Regions from separate parts of the Homo sapiens genome. Here region 2 is linked to region 1. The links are chromatin loops, found by intact Hi-C in ENCODE. Cell type or tissue: CD4-positive, alpha-beta T cell. All regions are shown on one strand. Links, peaks and the distances in the headings refer to the core of each region. The heading gives the core; the rest is flanking DNA.

Region 1 (11,204 bases), core at 2,577-7,576:
TCGTGGGGGTGGGGGCCTCTGGGAAGTTCCGGGCTCCTCTTCTCTTGGTCAATAGCTCCTTTCTGGTGGCTGCCAAGAGCGTCTCTCCCAGGGCCGGGCTGCTGGCTTACCTTCCTGTTGTTTTCAAATTTCAACCTTGTGCAATGTTGAGTTTCATAGAAATACTGCATGAGTACGCCCTTGTTTAGAAGCAGCAGGGTCTGAGTCCCATCCCACAGCCCCCAGTGCAGACGCTTTTGCCACTTTTGCATGGGGCCCCCTGGATGTGTTTCTGTGCATTTATCTACAAATCCTGGTGCCCATAGGACATGCCCCGTGTTGTTCTAGGCCTTTGCTTTCTGCTCGTTACATAAATGGTGAAGAAGAGAAGCGGGTAAGAGAACAGATTGGAGCCATCTAAAAGTTCTCATCTTAAGTGTAGATCATTGCAAAGGATGGAATTTTCTCCGATTGTCATCATCGTTGATGTTTGAATATGAGACCATTTCATCAGTATTTAAGTGTGCCCGCTGGGATCTAACTAGGAGAGGAGAGGGTATTCACTGCCGAACATTTCAAAGAATATACGAACAAGCTCTTTTATGGTCAGAAATGTTAGCCCTTTTCCCCTTAAACTTGTATTTCCTTTCTTCTTCCCTCCTAAAATTTTATCTAAATGATATTTATATTTGATGCTTTTAAGCCTTTTATTAATCACTCCTATACTTGCCTGCAACATAAATATATAAGTTGAAGCAAACTTTTTTTTTTTATTTCTTGTGACCATCAAGGGTAAATTTTTTTAGGTCTGGGGCTGCCATAACAAAATACCATCAAGGCCGGGCGTGGTGGCACACGCCTGTAATCCCAGCCCTGTGGGAGGCCAAGACCGGAGGATTGCTTGATGCCAGGAGTTCAAGACTAGTCTGGGTAATATGGTGAGACCCTCATCAATACAAAAAAAATACAAAAATTAGCCAGGCGTGGTGGTGGGCGCCTGTGGTCCCAACTACTCAGGAGGCTGAGGTAGGATTGCTGGAAGCCAAGAGGTTGAGGCTGCAGTGAGCTGTGATCATGCCACTGCACTCCAGCCTGCGAGACAGAGTGAGACACTGTCTCAAAAAGAAAAAATACCATCAATAGGTGGCTTAAACCATTTATTTCTCACAGCTCTGGAGGCTGGAAGTCTGAGACCAGGGTTCCAGCAGGGTTGGGTTCTGGTGAGGCGTCTCTTCCTGGCTTCAGACGGCCGCCTTCTCTGTGTCCTCACATGGCCTTTCCTCGGTGTGAAAGGGGGAAGAGAGAGGGAGAGCGAGAGCTCTGTGGTGTCTCTTATAAGGACACTGATGCTATCAGATCAGGGCCTCATTTAATTATTTTCTTAGAGGCCCCATCTCCAGACACAGCCACACTGGAGGTTAGGGCTTCAACAGGAATTTTGGGTCAACACAAACATTTAGCCTATACCATCTGGATTGCCTTTCAAGTCTCAGGACACAATTGGTCAAAACTATATTACTATGTTTTATGTGACATATCAAAGTAGCAAAATTTTATTGGAATGCATGTCCTTTTGGTATGCATTTTATATATCTTTTTCATTTACAGATTAGAGTTGTGTGTGAGTGTGTGTACAATTCCATGAATTTTGACATGTTTATAGAGTTGAGTCATTACCCCTACAATCAAGACAAAACAATTTCATCATCCCCCAAGATTTCCTCATGTCTTCCCTTTGTTTTTGTTTGTTTTACAGTGGGCTCCCATAATTTTTTTTTTTTTTTTTTTGAGACAGAGTCTCGCTCTGTTGCCCAGGCTAGAGTGCAGTGGTTCAATCTTGACTCACTGCAGCCTTCACCTCCCAGGCTCAGGAGAGCCTCCTGACTTAGCCTTCCGAGTAGCTGGGACCACAGATGTGTGCCACCACACCTGGCTAATTTTTTTTTTGTAGAGATGGGGGTCTGGCTCTGTTGCCCAGGCTGGTCTCAAACTTTTGGCTTCAAGCATTAGTCCCACCTCAACCTACCAAAGTGCTGGGATTAGAGGCGTGAGCCACTGCACCCAGCCTGCGACCTGTGCTGCCTTCCTCCCACTTTGTAGGGAAGTCCCTCATCCCCATGCTTAGCCCTTGGCCACTAGCTATTTTTACCTTTTCCAGAATGTTCTAAATGGGATCTACAGCCTGTAACCCTCTGAGCCTGGCTTCCTTCACTCAGCACTGTCTCTAGATGCATGCCTGTTGTTGTGTGTAGCAATAGTTCCTTTCTTTTCACTGCTGAGCAGAACTCCATGGGGTGCACACACCAGTGCTTTTCAGCCGTTCACTTATTGAGGGACACGTAGAGTGGTTGCAGCCTTTGGCAATTGCATTAGTTGGTTTTCACGCCACTGATAAAGACATACCCAAGACTGGGTAACTTTTAAAGAAAAAAGGTTTCATGAACTCACAGTTCATATGGCTGGGGAGGCCTCACAATCATGGTGGAAGGCAAAGGAGAAGCAAAGTCATGTCTTACATGGGACCAGAGAAGAGAGAATGAGAGCCAAGTGAAAGGGGAAACCCCCGATCAAACCATCAGATCTTGTGAGACTTACTCACCACCAGGAGAACAGTATGGGGTTAACCGCCCGTATGATTCAATGATCTCCCACTGGCTCCCTCCCACAACATGGGAATTATGGGAACTACAATTCGAGATGAGATTTGGGCAGGGACGCAGCCAAACCACATCAGCAACTATGAACAAAGCTGCTGTGAACGTTCATGTACAGATTTGTGTGTGAAGGCGTACGTTCATTTCCCTGGGGTGTATACCTCGGAGTGGAGCTGCTGAGTCAAACTGGAGCTCTGCGTTTCACTTTTGGGGGACTGCCAGTTTCACAGTCGCTGTACCAGGCTGCATTCCCATCAGCTCTGCGTCCTCACCAGCATCTTGGTGTTTTCAGTTTTAAAAAACTTCAGCCCTTCGTAGTGGTTTCTCATTGTGGCTTTTATTTGCTTAGAAATACTTCTTGTCCTGAGATGAGTGGGACTTCCTCTCCACCCCCAATTAATTCATGTATCCGTGAATGACTGTCACGTATTGCTAGAATGAAACCAATTTTTACCATCAATTCTTTGTCCCTGCAAGTGCAGAGAAGCCTTGTTTTCATAAGGAAGTCACTGGGAGTGGAATTCTTATACTCCTTCTGGGTAGTATGCGAATGTCACACGGCGATCTGTCATTGGAAGCGATTCTCACTGATCTCCCAGCAGACAGGTCCGTTTGACCTTTCTTCAAATTTGTAGAAAGCAGCAAAGTGGAAACCACCGGCTTGCAAAAGCATTTCTTACCCAATCTTTAGATGGGTTCTCGAAACCTGTGTCCGGGAAGTTCCCTCTGATTGGGGCTGGAGGTCAGGGAGGCTTTGCCCGTTGGCTGTAGAGTGGAGGGGTGGGGGGTCTTGTGACCTGCCCGGGGAAATGGCAGGCGAGTGACAAGCTCAGGAGAGAGTCCAGGCCCCGAGGATGGTTCCCTTCAAACTCCCCATGTCTGATCCTCTGGGAAGCTGAGGCCAGCTTTGGTTATTTGATAGCCACGGTGAGGATTTTGACTTAATCTGTGTATGCAACACATCACAGACAGTTTTAACTCTTGCATTCAAGTCTACCTGCTCATAAAACAGAAAAAAAGACAGGCCCCAGAAGGCATTCGGTTTTTTTTTTTTTTTTTTTTTTTTTTTGGAGACAGGGTCTCACTTTGTCACCTAGGCTGGCACAATCACTGCTCACTGCAGCCTCAACCTCCCAGGCTCAGGCGATCCTCTCACCTCAGCCAGCCTCCCAAGTAGGTGGGATTATAGGCCTGTGCCACTACACCCGGCTAATTTTTTGTATATTTTTGTAAAGATGGGGTTTCGCCGTGTCGCCCAGGCTGATCTCCAACTCCCAGGCTCAAGCGATCCGCCCGCCTCGGCCTCCCAAAGTGCTGGGATAACAGGCATGAGCCACTGCCCTGGCCCTTAAGTCATTCTTGTGTTTGTGTGTGTGTGGGGTGTGTGTGTGTGTGTGTGTGTGTGTGTGTGTGTGTGTGTTCCCGAGGGACTTAGCCTCCCGTGTGTCTCATTGGGTGAACATCTTGCTTCTGAGTGAGGTTTGATTTTTTTGTAGGGTGTGCGTTTGGACACATCCTTGGTCTTAAGCCCAGCCAACGACCTTAGCCAGGGCTCAGGGAGGGAAGCACCGCCTGCCCCACAGCTGGAGGGCTGGGGTTCGGGACACCCGGTCGAGCTTCAGTGTCTCTGATTCTGAGCATCTTTGACTCTGCGAGACTTTCTTCTCATGCCTTCACTTCAGGCGCCAGCCCCTGCCAACGATGGGACTCCACTACTTACCATGTTGATTTAATTTGGCTTACTTTTTTTCTTAAAGAATTTTATTTTAAAAGGAAGGCAGTCATATCTGTGAAATTATGGGTCCTTTGGGCAAGTAATAGTTTTCCAGTCGCCATTAAAATAAATACCTAACTATTAAGGACGTTCCTCCCAGTACCTCGAAGCAGCCTGCTACCTGCAATCTCTGCACCATCCCATGATTGTGTCCCATGCACCCTTCTTCCTGCTCGGCCTGCATCGCCCCTGCGTGGCCTTTTCCCCCCTCTCTGCCTCTCTCAGTCTTCGCCATCATCAAAGGCGCAATTCCAGCCATGCCCTCTCCTCCAGGAAGCACCCCTCCCCCATCACTCCTGCTTGCTGTTCTTCCCTGTCTCAGGACTCCTGGGGCACTTTGTATCTCAGTTGATACTAGAATGTTCTAGAATACCAGAAGTCCTGACACCAGTTGCTGTAACCCCAAACTCCAAGGACCTGCAGCATAAACCCCGGTACATGCCCTTGTGCTGGAAACGAATATTTTTGGCCGGGGCGGTTACTCACATTCCTTAGTACTCCTTGGCTCACGCGGACACCCATTCTTTCAACACATACTTATCCAGTGCTCACTACGCGCTAGGCACAGGGGGTGCAATTGTGGACCAGACAGAGGCGGCCCTTCCTCTCAAACAACTTTACAGTTCTGCCACTTACTAGCTGTGGGACCCTGGACAAGTCACACAGCCTCTCTGGAGACCTACTGTTCTCTCCTTTAAAGCAGGTGACTCAGATCTGCTTTGCAGGGACGTCTCCTGCTTTGCAGCGATGTCACCCAGGAGAGATGGGTGAAGTGGATAGTGAATGGAGTGGGCCAGGGCGGTGGTCCTCGGCTGAAAACAATGCCTCTCGGGGTCAGCGTGGGGCTCAAGAGGTGGCGGCCCCGTGGGTGGGTCCAGGGCCAGGGACCCTGTGTCCGAGCCCCTGCCCTGGAGCCATCCTGTCTCACCTGAAGGCTCTGCCAGTCTGGTCCACTGGCCTCCCGGCTCCCACGCGTGTCCCGAGCCGTCCATTCTCCAGGTAGCGGCCCTGAAATGTTAATCTGTCACAAGGGTCATCTTTGCTTGAATTGTGGGTGACTTTTCCCCATCCTGGGGGTAAAGTCCCCCCGACTTGTCTCTCCATCCGCGATCCCCTGCAATCTGGCTGCAGCACGCGAGACTTCAGGACGATTCCGAGCTCGGCCACTGGGGGGCGAGCTGTGCACACAGGTGGTCCAGAGGCTGCTGCCTGGGAGGGGCTGCGGATCACCCGGTTCCTGGAGCGGAGTGGATTGATTTTAAACTGGGGAAGCTGTGGTCCACAGCCTGGCTTCGGAAACCCGTGACCCCTAGAAATTGTATTTTACGTGTGTGTCTGGGCGTTTTATTCTGGGAAGCATTTCCTCAAGTCTTCAGATTTTCAAAGGGGTCTTAACCCTTTCTCTCTGGGGCCTTGGGAACAAGAGTGACAACCCTATAACAGGGCGACCAGGGTCACACGATGTCTGCTCCTCCTTAGCGTGCTACTCCCAGTACCTGCGTGCTACTCCCAGTACCTGCGTGCTACTCCCAGTACCTGCGTGCTACTCCCTGCTCTGCTCAAGTTGCTGGGTGGCCTTGGAGCAATTCATAACCTCTCTGAGACTGCCGTGAGGTGGGAGTGAAGATTGCTGTGTACGAATCTTTGAGAACCCCTGTAAGGGTGGAATCGAAATGGACGTGTGAGGGCTGGGCGCGGGGGCTCACGCCTATAATCCCAGCACTGTGGGAGGCCAGGGGTTCGAGACCAGCCTGGGCAGTATGGTGAAACACCGTCTCTACTGAAAATACAAAAATTAGCTGGGTGTAGTGGCGGGCACCTGTAATCCCAGCTAGACGGGAGGATGAGGCACGAGAATCGTTTGAACCCAGGAGGTGGAGGTTGTAGTGAGCCGAGATCATCCCACTGCACTCCAGCCTGGGTGACAGAGTGAGACTCCATCTCAAAGAAAAGAAAAGAAAAGAAAAGAAAAGAAAAGAAAAGAAAAGAAAAGAAATGGATGTGTGAGCATTCTGTACACAGCCTGGGACGATTATGAAAGCTCTCAAATGCTGAGCCTCCAGCAAACATTTATCACACACCTACTGTGTGCAGAGCACTTGCTGGGCTCTGAGAGGGAGTCAAGCTCTGAGAAGTCTGTGTCGATTTGTTCATTCCTTCATTCAGCAAATGCTGTTTGGGTGCTCACTGTGTGTCACACACCCTCATATTTATTGCGAATCGGCTTGGGTTAGGTTCCCCAGAAGCAGACACTGAGACCAAGATTCCTGGCCAGGGAGTGTCCCAGGAGGGCAAAGGGGACTCTAGCAGCCCAGGGTCACGGACAGCTCTCAAAGGCAGACCAACAGGTCTTGGGTTTTGGATACAAAAATGCTCCAAAATCAGGGGTGTGCAAATACAGTAAAAAGAGGATTCATTTGGATCTGCTTAGAACACCAAGGGTATCCGCTTCAGAAATACAGAGGTGACCGGGTGCAGTGGCTCACCCTTGGGAGGCCGAGGTGGGCGGATTGCTTGAGGTCAGGAGTTTGAGACCAGCCTGGGCAACATAGTGAAACCCCATCTCTACTAAAAATACAAAAATTAGCCAGGTGTGGTGGCACACGCCTGTAATCCCAGCTGTGGGAGGCTGAGCCACAAGAATCGGTTGAACCTGGAAGCAGAGGTTGCAGTGAGCCGAGATCTCACCACTGCACTCTAGCCTGGGCGACAGAGTGAGACTCCATCTCAAAAAAAAAAAAAAAAAAAAGAAGAGAAAAGAAAAGAAAAACAACAACAACAAAGCTGGACGAAGCTAGAAAGCTCCCTGCCCTCACAAACTTGCCTTCTAGTGGGAGAGACAGCTGGCGAGTAAATGCATGAGTAAGGTCACGTATGAGTAAGGTCACTCATAAGTAAGGTCACACATGAGTAAGGTCACTCTGGGAAGCAACGATGCCAGGATAGAAAGAAGAGCAGGGGGTGCACCGGAGAAGAGGTGCTGGGCAGGGGGGCTGCTTAGATGAGAGCACATTTCCGGAAGTTTCCTCTGAGAAGTGCCAACTCCTGAAGGCTTCATGGGAATCTGGAGAAGAGCACTCCAGGAACCGGGAAGTACATGTGCAAAGGGCCTGGGGTAGCAACACGCAGAACAGAAACGGTGCGCTGTGGCTGGAGCCCAGAGAGTGGGACTGAGTGGGAGAAACGCAAACTGCTTTTCCTCCTCTGTTCACCCCACAACAATCAACACAGAAGACTTCTGTGACCAAATATGGGGGGCTCCCCCCACAGCAGATCAAATGAACACCTAATTCTGCAGCGGATGCCAGCTGGGGGCCCTCTGATTCAACTCAATTCTGCCGCTGTCTACCTGGAGGCAGTGTCAGACCCCACAGGTCGAGGGTTCAGACCCCAGGGCGGCCCCTTACTCCCGATGCCCCTCTCAAGCCCTGGGATGTGTCACCTGTGCTTCTCACAGACCAGCTGTGAATTGGGGTTCCCACGACCCTGTCTTTGGGTTCAATTAATTTGTTAGAACGGCTCACAGGGCTCAGGGAAGCACTGAGCTTATTTATTATAAAGGATGTTAGAAGGATACAGATGAAGAGATGCTAGGGAGAGGCATGGGGGAGGGGCACGGGGAAAGGGCATGGGGAAGGGGCATGGAGCTGCCATGCTCTCCAGGACACCACCCTCCAGGAGCCTTCCCATGCTCAAAAACTCTGTCCTCTTGAGTTTTTATGGAGGCTTCATTAGGTGGGCGTAATTTTTAAAATTATATCATTTTAAATTTTTAAATGTTTAATTTTTGTAGGTTCATAGTAAGTGTATACAGTTGTGGGGTGCATGAGATGTGTTGACACAGGCATGCAATGTGACGTAATCACATCATGGGAAGGGCGTATCCACCCCTTCAAGCATTTAGCCTTTGTGTTACAAACAATCCAGTTACACTCCTTCAGTTATTTAAAAATATACAATCAAGTTATTCTTGACTATAGTCACCCTGTTGTGGGATCAAATAGTAGGTCTTATTCATTCTTTCTCTATATGTATATGGTTTTTGTATACATGGGCATGATTGATTAAACCACAGGCCATTGGTGATCAGTTTGACCTTCAGCCTCTCTCCCCTCACTGCTGGAGGTTGGGGACTGGGCTGAAAGTCCCAGTCCTGTAGCGCTGACTTGGTTTTTCCTGAGACCAGTCCCCATCCTGAAGCTGCCTAGGGGCTGCTGGCCACCAGTGAGTCATTGGCAAACTAAACACTTTGGAGATTCCAAGGATTTTAAGGCAGAAGACCAAATAAATATTTTACACGATCACAGTGGGAGGGGGTTGGAGGGAGATGGAGGTGGAGAGCTGGGGGGCCTCGCAGTTAGGATTTTAAGTACAGTGGGAAACCACTGGAGATTTTTCCATCAGGGAGGGCTGCGTTTGCTGTTTCTGCTGTGGGAGAGGCTGCGGGGGCAGGCGTGGATGCTGGAGGTCTGGCTGGAGGCAGTGGCCCTCCTCCTGGTGACAGATGGTGGTGGTGGTGGTGGTGGTGGCCTGGGCCAGGGCGGAGCAGTGGATGAAGAAGGGACAGATGCGGGGTGTATTTTTAGGGGCTGGAGCTCATAGAACATGGTGCTAAACTGGATGTGGGAAGGGAGGGGTGAGGACGCGTCCAGTGAGACTCTCAAGTGTCTGAGCCTGACGGCCAGGGGGAGGGAGGGGCTGCTTTTTGTTTGTTAGTTTTCATTTGTTTTTGTTTGCTTGTTTGTTGTTTGTTTTCTTTTTTGAGACAGAGTCTCGCTCTGTCGCCCAGGCTGGAGTGCAGTGGTGCAATCTCTACTTACTGCAACTTCCACCTCCTGGGTTCAAGCGATTCTCCTGTCTCAGCCTCACAAGTAGCTGGGATCACAGGCGCCCGCCATCATGCATGGCTGATTTTTGTATTTTTAGTAGAGACGGGATTTCACCATGTTGGCCAGGCTGGTCTCGAACTCCTGACCTTGTGATCTGCCTGCCTCGGCCTCTCAAAGTGTTGGGATTACAGGCATGAGCCACCGCGCCAGGCCATTTTCATTTGTTTTTGAGACAGGGTCTCTGTCACCCAGGCTTGAGTGCAGTCGTGCGATCATAGCTCACTGCAGCCTCGACCTCCTGGGCTCAAGTAATCCTCCTGCCTCAGCCTCCCGAGTAGCTGGGTCTACAGGCACATGCCAGGACACCTGGCTAATTTTTAAATTATTATTATTATTATTATTATTATTATTATTATTATTTTAGAAAGAGAGTCACACTATGTTGCCCAGGGTGGTCTCGAACTCCTGGCCTCAAGCGATCGGCCCACCTCTGCCTCCCAAAGTGCTGAGATTACAAGTGTGAGCCAGAGGGAGGTGCCACTAACTGAGGAGGGAGGCAGGAAGGTGGGGCTGGGAGCAAGTAGGGCCCCGATCCCCCAGTGCAGACCCGGGCTTAGCTCAGCATGGATTGAATGGCTGTGAACTCCCTGTGGGGGCTGCAGAGGGAGGAGTCAGGACACTGAGGTTGTTGTGTCACCCACACCGGATTCATCCCCTATCCCGGTCCACCCACCCCCAGGGCATCTGGAATGTGAGAGGCCAGAGAGAGAAAGCACCACCAGGAATCCCAACGTAGCAACAGCACAAATAACAGCAGCCCCTTTTGATGCTCAGGGGAGCACATGTTTCATGGAGCTATCCAGTGACCTGTACAGCAGGGAGACTTGAGGGGACCATTTCACAGATGGGAAGACGGAGGCTGAGGGGTGAGGCTATATTTGCAAGGTGGATCTTTTTTGTGTGTGTGAGCAATTGGTCGCGCTGTCTCCCTCTTTAGACTTTACGCTGCTGAAGGCAGGCACCGAGTTCTGTGGGGTTCGTGGTCCATGGGCATGCATGCAAATCAGTCTTTGCTGAGTTAATGAATAAATGATCTGGGGTGTAGCGAGGCTGGGGATGTGGTTGCGGGAGGGGAGTTCTGCAGACCTGCCCAGGGCCTGCCAGAGGCTGCACGTGCGGATTGTGGCCGCCAGGGGGCGCTGTGGGTCCAGCCTTCAGGGCGGCCCCAGATTCAGGGAGGCCCCAGCAGCCCGGGTCTCTCTGGCGGTCCCAGGGGCTGGGAAACGTCTGTTGTTTGAGGCTCTGGACATAGCAAAGATAAAAAATGAAAAACTGATGAACTAAGGCTGCAAGAACTATGTTCTCTTGTATGTTTACATGTAAAAATTTAACAGCTTCCATACATGAAATAGTCATGCAATATATTTTTGTGAAGTTACAAGGCTTGCAAAATTCTTAATGAACCATGTCCAGAGAGGGCAGGATTTAGAAAGGGGAAATTATCACAGTTCTTTTAATCTTGGTGGTGTGGGGCTCTAGGACAGTACATTCAAGATCTTCTCCAAAATCTGATTTGTGGTGTTTTTGTGAACTCAGAGTCCAGGCCAAATGGCTGGCTGTGGTCTCCCAGGGATGGGCAATCCTGATCCAAACCTCAGATGCCCAGAAGATATAAAATCTCAACACTGGGCCAGGCGCGGTGGCTCACACCCCTAATCCCGGCACTTTGGGAGGCCGGGGTGGGCAGATCACCTGAGGCCAGGGGTTCAAGACCAGCCTGGCCAACATGGTGAAACCTTGTCTCTACTAAAAATACAAAAATTAGCTGGGCATGGTGGTGAGCACCTGTAATCCCAGATACTGGGTAGGCTGAGGCAGGAGAATCACTGGAACCCGGGAGGTGGAGGTTGCAGTGAGCTGAGATTGTGCCACTGCACTCCAGCCTGTGCGACAGAGTGAGACTCTGTC
Region 2 (5,000 bases), core at 1-5,000, 870 kb after region 1:
AAGGTCAGTGAAAGCCACAGGAGTCTCCCAGACCACGCCATGGAAAGACAGAAGTGGAAGAGAACAGCACAGACAAGGCAAAGCAGGAGAGGAAGGAAAAGCAGGAGAGAAGAGCAGGAGACAGAGGTCCCGGAGGGCATGGATGCAGTGTGGGGGCGGCCAGGCAGGGGCCCAGGCATTTGTGCTCTGGTAGGAGGCTGGGGTGAGCCAGAGAAGAAAGAGGGGGATGGAGGGACAGAGGGGGAGACACATGCACAAGAACAGAGACAGGGAGACAGGGAGGAGACAGAGAGACAGGGAGGAGACAGGAAGACAGGGAGGAGACAGGGAGGGGACAGAGAGACAGGGAGGAGACAGAGAGACAGGGAGGAGACAGGGAGACAGGGAGGAGACAGAGAGACAGGGAGGAGACAGAGAGACAGGGAGGAGACAGGGAGACAGGGAGGAGACAGAGAGACAGGGAGGAGACAGCCTGAGCAGACAGCAACCTGGAGGCTTTCTGCAGTGAGCAAATCCCCCACCCCTCCTGACCCCGGAACCCTCACACACTCCCACACAGACAGCAGAGGAGAGAAGGCCCCATAGTGTACGGACAAGCCAGGGCAACAGCCAGGAGGGAGGGCGCCCACACTTCAGCACAAAGCCCAGTGATGAAAGAAAGGCCCTGAGTCCCCGGGAAAAGGCTCGATCACGCTGGTGTTGGCTGCTTAGGAAAGCGGCGGGGCTGTCAAGTGTCTTTAAAAGGTCCCTTCAGGGTGGATGGAAACCAGGCCCCGGCCACCGCTCTGTGAACAAGCAGGTGGGGAAAGAATGGGGCAGATGTTTTCAGATTCAAGACAGAAGGAGCCCAGGCCTGCGGCGGGGTCCTGAGCCCTTGGGCAAGTTAGGAACCAGCCAGGGCGTCAGTTTCCCCATCTGTGAAGTAGAGACGCAGAACTGGAACCTTCCAGTTCCCAAATCCTCTGAGTCTACCAAAGTGACGTTTTCTGCTGTTGGGTTGCAGGCCACGCTCTGGGATCTCACTTATCCAGAACATACCACTTTCCACAATGCCGGATGACCAAGGTGTGTGAAATGTGGAGGGTGCAAGTCAAGAGAAAGGGAGATGTCTGTTTAATTTGATTCCTTTCTTCTATCACAAAACAAACTCAGGAATGAGAAAGGGAGAATGATATGCTACCCTCCCTAGAGGAAAATAATCCTTATAAACCCCACTCCCCACCTCCCAGTACTCTACCCCTGACACACCAGCTGTCTCTGCTTTTTCTCCAGCCGAGCTCCTTGCAATCTCAGAGAAGGTGCCCCCTCCGCCCTCCATGACCATGACTAGGTCAGGTCCCAACATCCACTGTCAGAGCAGCAAGGACCTTTCCTTCCTAACCTAATCCTACATAATTTCCCCATGCACATGGGATTCCTATAGGAAAACAGAGTGTCAGCGCCACGCAGTGAAGACCCTGCCTGCCTCACTGCTGATGGGCCCCAGTGCCTGCTCAGGGCAGGGGTGGGGTGGGGGACAGACACCCACTGACTACTGAATGAATGAAAGGAAGAAAAGTGAAACTCAAGAGCCAGCAACAAAGGGAGGCTTTTATAGTTTTATAGTTAGAGAAACATCTACTTCTAATCTTCATGACTCTTCATCTTCCTGCCTTAACATTTAATGATTTCTACAAAGAGGATTGAGTATGATAAGAAGGAAGCGCTTTTTAAGGACTTAAAAGATTATAAAATTGTCAAGATGTAAGTGCCGGCTCATTGCGCTTAACATCCAAATGACCTGAGAAAAGCCAGATTTTACTCATCTGGAAAAACTCAAATTGGATCCAAACTCACACAGAACCCCAGGAAAAAAATCCTCAATAGATAAAAGATTTAAATATAAAAAATTAAAACATAAGAGTACCAAAAGAAATCATGGGGAAATTATTTTACAATCTTGCAGTGTGATCAGGCCTTTTAACTAGGACACAATATCCAAAAGCCACAAAATAGGTCGGGTGCGGTGGCTCATGCCTGTAATCCCAACACTTTGGGAGGCTGAGGTGGGTGGATCACCTGAGGTCAGGAGTTTGAGACCAGCTTGGCCAACATGGTGAAAGCCCATCTCTACTAAAAATACAAACATTAGCCGGGCATGGTGGTGGGTGTCTATAACCCCAGCTACTTGTGAGGCTGAGGCAGGAGAATCGTTTGAACCTGGAAGGCAGGGGTTGCAGTGAGCCGAGATCGCGCCACTGCACTCCAGCCTAGGTGACAGAATGAGACTCTGTCTCAAAAAATAAATTTAAAAAAAGCCACAAAGGCCGGGCGCAGTGGCTCACTCCTGTAATCCCAGCACTTTGGGAGGCCGAGGCGGGTGGATCACAAGGTCAGGAGATCGAGACCATCCTGGCTAACATGGTGAAACCCCATCTCCACTAAAAATACAAAAAAAAATTAGCCAGGCGTCGTGGCGGGCGTCTGGAGGTACTCAGGAGGCTGGAGCTACTCAGGAGGCTGAGGCAGGAGAATGGCGTGAACCCGGGAGGCGGAGGTTGCAGTGAGCCGAGATCGTGCCACTGCACTCCAGCCTGGGTGACTGAGCAAGACTCTGTCTCAAAAAAAAAAGCCACAAAATAAAATATTGCTAAAACCTGCCACATAAAAATAAACATAGATGGCAAAAACAAACACACACATAAACCTCATAAACAAAGTCAAATAGCCCATGACAAACCAGGAAAAGATTTGCAACTCACCTTATGGATAAAAAGCTGAGCTCCCCATTATATAAAAAGCCCCTGGAAATGGTTTTGAAATAAAAAGCAACAATAACCACGACCCAATAGATACGCAAACCAAGTTCACAGAAAAGGAAATACACATAACTCTTAGACACACTTTTCTCATAGGAAAAAAAAAAAAGGCCAGCTTCACTCACACTAAGAGAAATGCAAATTAAAACTACACAAGTACCACTCATCTACAAAATATGCAAAAATCCCAACATGTGATCGCGCCCCCTGTTGGTAAGTCTAGGAAAAAGCAGGTACTACTCGTTTGGATTGTTGGTGAGGATAAATAGGTTCCATCCCCACGGCGGGGATTAGGCAACAGCTATGAACACTATAAATGCCTACACCCTGGGACCCAGCAATTCCACTTCCAGAAATGTATCCTGCAGGTGGACTCGCCCACGTGCACAATGAACTATGGTCAGATTTATTCTTTGCCACGCTGTTTGTAAAGGCAAAAGACTGGAGACACAATCAATTTATTTAACAAACTCATCAGTAAGGCCTTGTTAAATAAATTACGGCACAGCCACACAATGGAATGTGAAGGAATGTTCTAAAATATCGGGGAAGTTCATCATACATCAACATGCAAAAGCTCTCCAAAATATACTGCTAAGCAGAAAAGATGCAGAAAGATATGCATAGGGTGTTATAATTTGTATATAAAAGAAGGAAAAAAGGATTTGCAGGCATCCCCTGCTCTCCAAACCCTCAGAACCTGAAGTCAGGAAGAGAAGAGACCCTTGTGTACCTGGTTGCCTTGGTCATGCATGAAAATCCTCAGGAAGTGTATATGAGAAATGATATACCCATACTACCTGTTGCAGTGTGGGAAGGTGACCACAGCTGATAGAGGACACAGTGGCCGTGGGCTTTTCCCAGCATACCTTTTGGATGCTGGAGCCATAATCACAGCTAATGCTTACATGGCTCTGACCATGTGCCCAGCCCAGTTCTTCACATATAGGCTCATATGATCCTCATGAAGACCCTGATGCAGCCGAGACAATTCTTATCCACATTTTACAAATGAAGAAACTGGAGCAAAGAGAGGTTAGATGACTTGCTAAACGTCACACAGCAAAGAGGCAGAGCCATGTATGAATGTGTAAAAATTATTCCTTTTGTACTTAGGCTTTCTCAGGGGTGAGCGGGGCACCTGTCTGCAATGCCTGTCTCACTGCAGGGGACACATGCCACGCCCTCTATTTGGCCCCATGGAAGCTCCCCCCCACTCCTCCACCTTGGATTGATGGAAGGGACTCACCGTTCCTTCTCTTCAAATAAATCCCCTTCAAAAATCCTTCCTAGTCTCTGCTTTCACGATGTTTTTATGCTGCTGACCTGGGAGCAGTGGCCCAAATCCTATCACCGGTAGCTAGAAATTTCCCTGGAGGATGTGTGTGCTGACCGTGTCTCCTACCCCTCCGCTGGGTGTGCACTTCCACTGTGTCCTGGTACCTCAGCCTAAACTTCCAACGCCTAGTGCTGAAGTTTTAATACATCGATCCTTATACCCTCCTTGACACCATCCTCAACACTGAACTAATGACTTCTTGCTGACCACAGCAGCACCTCCAAGTGACCTCCCAAGAATGAACCGGGAGGTCATTCTGTCCTGGAGTGAGCTGAATTCCATGCTCAAATTCACAAATGTTTCACCAATAAGAAAACAAGGGCACGGACTTGGACAAGGAGCGCTGCTCAGCCTTCACAGGCAGCACAGAGGCAGAGAAATAGGAAGCACAGGGAACATGCACCGCTCCAGCGGGAGCCCAGAATGGAAGCCCATTACTGACCCAGGAACGGAGCCTCTCGGCTGCGAGACCCGTGTGTGGGGCCAGGAAGACTGATCTCCTTCTGGATGAAGAGTGGGGAAGGAGAGAGCTGAGGCTCCCACGCCGAGGGGTCTGTGCGGGGCCAGGCAGCACAGGGGCAGAGGCAGTGGGCGGAGGCTGGCACCAGGACAGTGTTCCCTCCCAGGGCTTTACTCACAAGACTCAACTGACCATCAGAGCCCAGGAACAGTGCCCTGGGGAGGCCAAGCCATGCGAGGAGAAAGCTTGTTAGCCCACGCCACACCACGTTACCCTCGCTGACAGCAGATGAGCCCTCTGGTGTGGGGGACAGGGTCATCTTACAGATTGATTTGCAAGATGTATGGGGGCCTCAATAGTGACCTACTCTCACCCTCCTTGAAAGCTTCCTTGGCTGGAAATG

What was found. A loop is a pair of places that touch in the nucleus more often than their neighbours do. Peaks named below come from ENCODE experiments on the same cell type or tissue, not always from the same donor. Only the 100,000 strongest peaks of a DNase experiment are listed, where the experiment ranks them.
Region 2: it touches region 1 in a loop (2.8-fold over the local background); 9 of 110 quality-filtered maps call a loop at or near these places.

What each region holds. Positions count from the first base shown.
Region 1 is chr12:124,766,391-124,777,594 of GRCh38, reverse strand. SCARB1 (scavenger receptor class B member 1) reads left to right here. Exons shown (of 13, transcript NM_005505.5): 13 at 1-739. Among named protein-coding and RNA genes, the nearest start is that of SCARB1, 92 kb to the left of the region's middle. RefSeq lists enhancers at 2,888-3,047, 3,108-3,157, 3,168-3,327, 5,449-5,518 and a silencer at 3,238-3,532. In CD4-positive, alpha-beta T cell, for the core only: CTCF peaks have their summits at 5,382 and 5,581 (motif pointing right); DNase peaks (open chromatin) are centred at 2,684, 3,264 and 5,594; H3K4me3 peaks cover 752 bases.
Region 2 is chr12:123,903,536-123,908,535 of GRCh38, reverse strand. The region is part of intron 57 of DNAH10 (dynein axonemal heavy chain 10); the gene reads right to left. Among named protein-coding and RNA genes, the nearest start is that of DNAH10OS, 29 kb to the left of the region's middle. RefSeq lists an enhancer at 400-694. In CD4-positive, alpha-beta T cell, for the core only: CTCF peaks have their summits at 2,821 and 3,020 (motif pointing left); a DNase peak (open chromatin) is centred at 3,005.